Linked DNA regions of Homo sapiens: region 1 is linked to region 2. A link is a contact called in ENCODE Hi-C or POLR2A ChIA-PET data. All regions are on one chromosome and are shown on one strand. The core of a region is the stretch at or near the end of the contact, and the rest is flanking DNA. Distances in the headings are between cores, read along the strand shown.

Region 1 (3,088 bases), core at 253-2,752, 36 kb before region 2:
GGATGATTTTCCTACTTTTGTTCCTTATCTTCTGACCTTTAACAGGTCATTTTCTACAGATCTGTCAGTCTTTTTATTTGTACTTTTTAAATTGGTATTTTGCTAAGGAAGGCCTTCTTTACCTCAAGATTGTAAAAATTCTGGGGAATCTTTGAGAACAAGCATCCGAGAGTCATTTTTCTGATCTTTCTTCATTTGCACTGGAGTGGCGATGCCAGGCTCTCAGAGGGTGTCCCATGCACGATTTCTCCTCACCCTCGGAACAAACCTAGCAGGTAAGTATTTTCACCATTCCCAATTTAAGTCTGGGGAAACTAAGGCTCAGGGCCGTAAATGAACTCACTTGGGGTCAGAAGGTGGGCAGGAGGCAGACCTGGGACCACTGCCGATCCCTCAGCAGGCAGGCCTTTGTGTGTTCAGATGCTCCCCCGAGCCCTGTCGTGCGTTCAGATGCTCCGCCGAGCCCTGTCGTGCGTTCAGATGCTCTCCCGAGCCCTGTCGTGCGTTCAGATGCTCTCCTGAGCCCTGTCGTGCATTCAGATGCTCCCTCGAGCCCTGTCGTGTGTTCAGATGCTCTCCTGAGCCCTGGGCTCTCCTTGTGGTGACTGTGGGGTCCTCGCTCTTCTCCCAGCTGGACGAGGAGGAGCAGGGCCAGGTACTTTTGCCTCCACTTTCCCAGATGGAGGGGCTTCCAGGCCCCCAGGGCTCTACAGACTCCTGGCTCCAAGAAGCCTTGACTGCGGAGAACCTCAGCTGTGCCTCCACGAGGGCTACGATGCTGGCCCTGAGCGTCTTCTCTGTAGGTCCCTGGCCAGTTGGAGCACAGCAGCTGGAGAAGCTGATTCCAGCACTCACCGACCCTTGCTCATGTTATTGTGAAGCTTTCATTGAAATGGCATCTGGTGCCATGTCCCACAGCCAGCCAGGCCGCGTTGCTCCCCTCTGCTTCAGATCAGAGGCTGTGATCCCAGATGTGCATTTGGACCAACTGAGAAATGCCTGCAGCAACTCGTAAGCCTGGATACCCCACCTCCGAGGCACATTCAGCAGCTCTGGGGTGGGGCCAGGCCTGTGAAGAGTTCAAAGCCTCTGCAAGGCAGATTTACCAGGAAACCAAGGCAGTTTCAACCTCCTCATTTCTTATTTGCACAGGTCTTTTCTCAGGCTGTAGTAATTTTACATTCATAATTTGGAATTGTTCTCTCACGAAGAGACTTCTGAGCTATACACGTTTCAGGGCCTCTGAAACACCAATCTGCTGCTGCCTTTAGGTAACAAAATCACTTTAGATTTTTCTTTTTGTCACTTAAATTTCTTCTTCCAACCATAGCCTAGAGTAGGCAGGACAAACAGTTTTGATCATGTTAATTTTAGATAACTTGGTCAGAGCTTCCTGCAGTGCTGTGTTGAGAAGGGTTCTGAGGGGCTGTGCTCAGCAGGAAAGAAGGCCGAGGTTGACCGGGAATGGGTGACGTGGGCGTGGGTGGGGAGGTGGAGCCTGGCTGTCAGGTAGTTACATGCCTGCTGGGCAGGAGAATTTTGTTTACCTTTTTTACATTCCATAGATCAGAAGTTGGCAAATTTTTACCTGTGAAGGGCCAGACAGGAAGTATTCCAGGCTCTGCCGTGACTCTTCAACTGCTGTTGTAGCTGAAAGCAGAAACAGATAATAGAAGAATGTTTGTTCCAATAATGTTTTACTTATAAAAACAAGCTGCCAGCTGCGTTTGGCCCACACAGTATAGTTTGCTGACCTTTGTTATAGACTACTGGGATAATCCCTTATCCAATAGGATATTCATGAGCAAACTAAACAATTTATATGAAATTGAGTTTATCTCAGACAGAAAGATTTTATATTCTAAAGGAAGTTTATTTATCTCAGACCTATTTAAATATCTAAATGTATAAAACAGACCTGATCATGATTATTCACAGTAAAAGGAGTTTTGCTTTGCAAAAATATGCATCATTTGTTATCATTTAGCACTTGTTCTCCCAACATGAGATGCCTGTTTACCACTTCACCAGGAGCCTGAGAGGCAGGGAGACCAAATCTAAAAGCTTTGGACCCTTACAATTTATTGGCCAACCAGAACTAAAATAAAGGCAGTTTCAATGCAAGTCAATGAGAAAATAATTTAATTCCACCACCAAAATTCAATTTTCAAAGCTGCATCTGGGTTTGGCTCTGATGAGATGCAGTCATTGCACCATTCCACCCTCACAGGGGATGCGGCTACTGACCTGTACAGAGGCACGGAGCAGCTGCTGAGGGGCTCTGAAAAGCAAGTCATTGCAGGGAGATTGGAGGAGACCAGAGCCCAAATCTCTCCAGTAGGTAGTGAGTTTACCTTTTTCCCCTTCAGTACTCCTGGCTTTAACTGGACATAGCCTCAAACTCAATAGGGACACAGGATAGATGGAGAGAACCCCATGAGAAGCCCTAGTCCTGGCTCACAGAGCAGAAAAGGGGACCCCTAACACTCACACAGAGCGGGGGTCTCATTTTTATTGTTTCCACTTTTTCTGTTCCCTGTGCCGCAGCCCCAGCTGTCCATGAAGGCTGCTGTGGTGCCAGCAGCAGGAGTAACCCACAGGGCTCTCTGAAGAGTTTACCTTCCTCTCTGACTTCAGAGATGAGATCCCAGGAGGGCTTGCAAACCTATGGGGCATTACGGAAGGGCTAATATTTGTGTCATGGAAATCAAATAGGAGAGAAGAAAGAGTGAATGAGGCAAATGGAGAAATATATACATACATATGTATATATATTTTCTTTTTTTCTTGAGATGGAGTCTTCTTTTTTTTTGAGACAGAGTCTTGCTCTGTCACCCAGGCTGGAGTGCCGTGGTGCGATCTCGGCTCACTGCAGCCTCTACCTCCCAGGTTCAAGCAATTCTTCTGCCTTGGCCTCCCAAGTAGCTGGGACTACAGGCGCGTGCCACCATGCCTGGCTAATTTTTTTTTGTGTGTGTATTTTTAGTAGAGGCGGGGTTTCACCATGTTGTCTAGGATGGTCTTGATCTTCTGACCTCGTGATTTGCCCGCCTCGGCCTCCCAAAGTGCTGGGATTACAGGCAAAAGC
Region 2 (3,057 bases), core at 278-2,777:
AGCAGAGGGAGTGCCCACCCGCAGGACGTGGGGGAGCAAGGCTGCAGCTGTGGGGAGCACTTGGGCACATCACAGCGTGGGCATGGCAGACGAAGACATGCAGGCCACACGCAGGAAGGCACAAACGCACCGGTCACAGTGTCAGGGGAGCACTGGGTGGTGTCACAAGGGATGTGAGCTTTTGTCTGTTGTGTGTCTGTATGTGTGTTTTAACAGTAAGATTGGGTTCGGGCAAAATCTAAGGGAATAAAAAGCAGGGGAGTGGCTGTGTGTGAATCTGGAGCACAGGTGGCCATGCAGTGACATTAAAATTAGGTCAAAGGAAAGACTAGAGCCAGGGGCGAAGGCGGGAGCGTGGTAGGAAGTGGGGACGGCCTGGCCAAGGCCCCGCCAGACCACAAAGCTCAGGCCCAGACCGCAGAAGGCCGATAAGAGCGTTCCGGAAATCAGCTCTGTCTCGGAAAGAGCCAGGCCCATGGGCTCCTGGCCGTGGGCAACCAAGGCTGAGTCAAAGCCACGTTCTCAAGAGAATCCAGTGCAATTATGCAGAGACTCATTTAAAATGACAAGTACTTTTTAAAAGTCACTCTCTGAAAATGACATTCAAACCAATTATCATTAAGGGAAGATGTAAGTTAGCTTTGTTTAAAAAAAAAAGAAGGTGGAGAAGAATAAAAATCTGTTTTTAGATACTTTGTATGTTGCAGTTTAGAAATACTCCTGCTGAATAAAACCTACAGGAAATGGAAGCAGAGGCGTGTGCAGCCAGCTCAGGAGGGAGGAGGTGAGCTTTGCTTTGCCTGAGTGCTGGTGAGATTTTGCCACCGATGCCGTGATGCATGGAGACCCTGGCTCAGTGAGTCCCCAGGGGAAGCCAGCAGCAGGAGGAAGCCTCAGATCGCAGTTTTTTTTTTTTTTTTTTTTTTTTTTTTTTTTTTTTTTTGGTGATAGAGTCTCGCTCTGTCCCCCCAGGCTGGAGTGCAGTGGCTCCATCTCGGCTCATTGCAACTTCCAACTCCCAGGTTCAAGCAATTCTCCTGCCTCAGCCTCCTGAGTAGCTGGGACTATAGCACCAACCACCACGCCTGGCTAACTTTTTTTAGAGACAGGGTTTCACCATGTTGCCCAGGCTGGTCTCTAACTTTGAGCTCAAGCAATCCGCCCGCCTCGGCCTCCCAAAGTGCTAGGATTACAGGCGTGAGCCACCGCACCCAGCCCAGCTGGTGTCTCATCAGACGTGCAGAGCTGCCTGCACCAAGTGGGACCTTTGCCCCTCCCCGGGGAGCCTACACTGCCGCCCGGCGGGGACAGTCCAGGGCCAGATGCCTGTGAAAGAGGGCGAGGCACGGCCCCAAAGCCTTGGCTGTCAGGATTCCAGGCCCAAGAGGAAGCGGCCGCCCATGTGCCGGGTGAGGTGATGTCTCGTGGCTGCTCAACAGGAGGCCCCGGCACGGATGGTCCTCGCCCTCACACGTGGGCTCAGTTACGTACACACATGTGCCTCATCACACACTGAGCAAACTCCACCGCGGTCAGCCTGCACGGGGACCAGCCCCCGAAGGCCCCTCACAAACACTTATGCCAGAGGCTAGGGGGGTACAGCAGGGTTACCTGCAGGCCCAGAAACCTCTCGGTGTGGCTCGTGTTAGGCCCCGTGGCTTCTTGCACTGAGGCCACGCTCCTGGCTGGGGCCTTGGGGTGAGTGTAGCGTAAATGGCCACCTGCAGGAGGAACCTGTTGGCTCCGTGGCCCAAGACTCTGTTCTTCCGAAAACTCACAGGCTGATTGTTGAGTGGTTGGTCCGTGCACCATCTGGGAGCTGGGGCTGCGGTGGGGGCCCGCGCACCTCTGGCCGTCCTCCTGCGCTCCAGCAGCCCCTTCCCGTCTCCTGTCCCTCTCCCCGCTCACTCCCAGCCCCACAGTCACACCCAGGCTCCCTTCCCAGCTCTGCTCCCACCAGCGGCACCTCACAGCCACGTCAGCTCTTTCTCCTTCGTGCCGAGCCTGTTGTCTACAGACTTCCTCAGGCTGTGGCCGCGGGGTTTCGCGGGCCGACGCTCACCACATCCTGTCCTTTGCCTGTTTTCTCCCTCCCAAGGGCAAGCGCCGCTGCCCCGGCCCCGAGCTCAGCCACAACCTGTGCTGCCGCCCACCCCACGGCCTCCCGTTCCCGCCACACCACGCTCCTCCCACCGCAGGGTCTCCCGGTCCCCACCCACACCACGCTCCTCCCACCCCACGGCCTCCGGGTCCCCCCCACACCACGCTCCTCCCACCCCACGGCCTCCGGGTCCCCCCCACACCACGCTCCTCCCACCCCACGGCCTCCCGGTCCCCCCCCACACCATGCTCCTCCCACCGCGGGGCCTCCGGGTCCCCCCACACCACGCTCCTCCCCCCACACCACGCTCCTCCCACCCCACGGCCTCCGGGTCCCCCCCACACCACGCTCCTCCCACCGCAGGGCCTCCGGGTCCCCCCCACACCACGCTCCTCCCACCCCACGGCCTCCCGGTCCCCCCCCACACCACGCTCCTCCCACTGCAGGGTCTCCGGGTCCCCCCACACCACGCTCCTCCCACCGCAGGGTCTCCGGGTCCCCCCACACCACGCTCCTCCCACCCCACGGCCTCCGGGTACCCCCACACCACGCTCCTCCCACCCCACGGCCTCCGGGTCCCCCCACACCACGCTCCTCCCACCCCACGGCCTCCGGGTCCCCCCACACCACGCTCCTCCCACCCCACGGCCTCCCGGTCCCCCCCCACACCACGCTCCTCCCACCGCGGGGCCTCCGGGTCCCCCCACACCATGCTTTTCCTTGGCAGCCTCAGCCTCATTCCTTTCCTCTAAACCTCCACACTCGGCCTCCCCTGCTGAGGCTCCCGGACGTTTCATGACCTTTTAACAGTGCGATGCTCCCTTCCGTTCCACGGGCCGGCCTTGTCCACGCCCTTCCCCGAGCTTGGCCGGTGCTGTTCCCCAGCCTGGGGCCGCCCTGCACCCTTGGCCACGTGTAGCTCCCTCCAAGGGTCCAACTACACGGTCCTGGCTCTT

The links. A loop is a pair of places that touch in the nucleus more often than their neighbours do. ChIA-PET counts read pairs that join two places held with the same protein, here RNA polymerase II (POLR2A). Pooled maps may share reads with other maps.
Region 1: a loop to region 2 is called in a map with no recorded cell type, with 7 times the contacts of the local background. The contact joins two enhancer-like sites. A Hi-C loop is called at or near these places in 3 of 37 single-sample maps with no recorded cell type and 3 of 50 pooled maps. POLR2A ChIA-PET finds 5 or more read pairs at or near these places in 3 of 52 experiments (A549, K562 and activated naive CD8-positive, alpha-beta T cell).

Annotation. Positions count from the first base shown.
Region 1 is chr6:170,123,470-170,126,557 of GRCh38, reverse strand. No RefSeq gene overlaps it. Among named protein-coding and RNA genes, the nearest start is that of LINC01624, 150 kb to the left of the region's middle. RefSeq lists an enhancer at 1-1,155. Within about 2 kb of position 1,502, at least 5 of the 41 ENCODE cell types and tissues checked have a DNase peak (open chromatin) inside an H3K27ac peak, as active enhancers do.
Region 2 is chr6:170,087,106-170,090,162 of GRCh38, reverse strand. No RefSeq gene overlaps it. Among named protein-coding and RNA genes, the nearest start is that of LINC01624, 180 kb to the left of the region's middle. RefSeq lists an enhancer at 1,431-1,530. Within about 2 kb of position 1,527, at least 11 of the 41 ENCODE cell types and tissues checked have a DNase peak (open chromatin) inside an H3K27ac peak, as active enhancers do.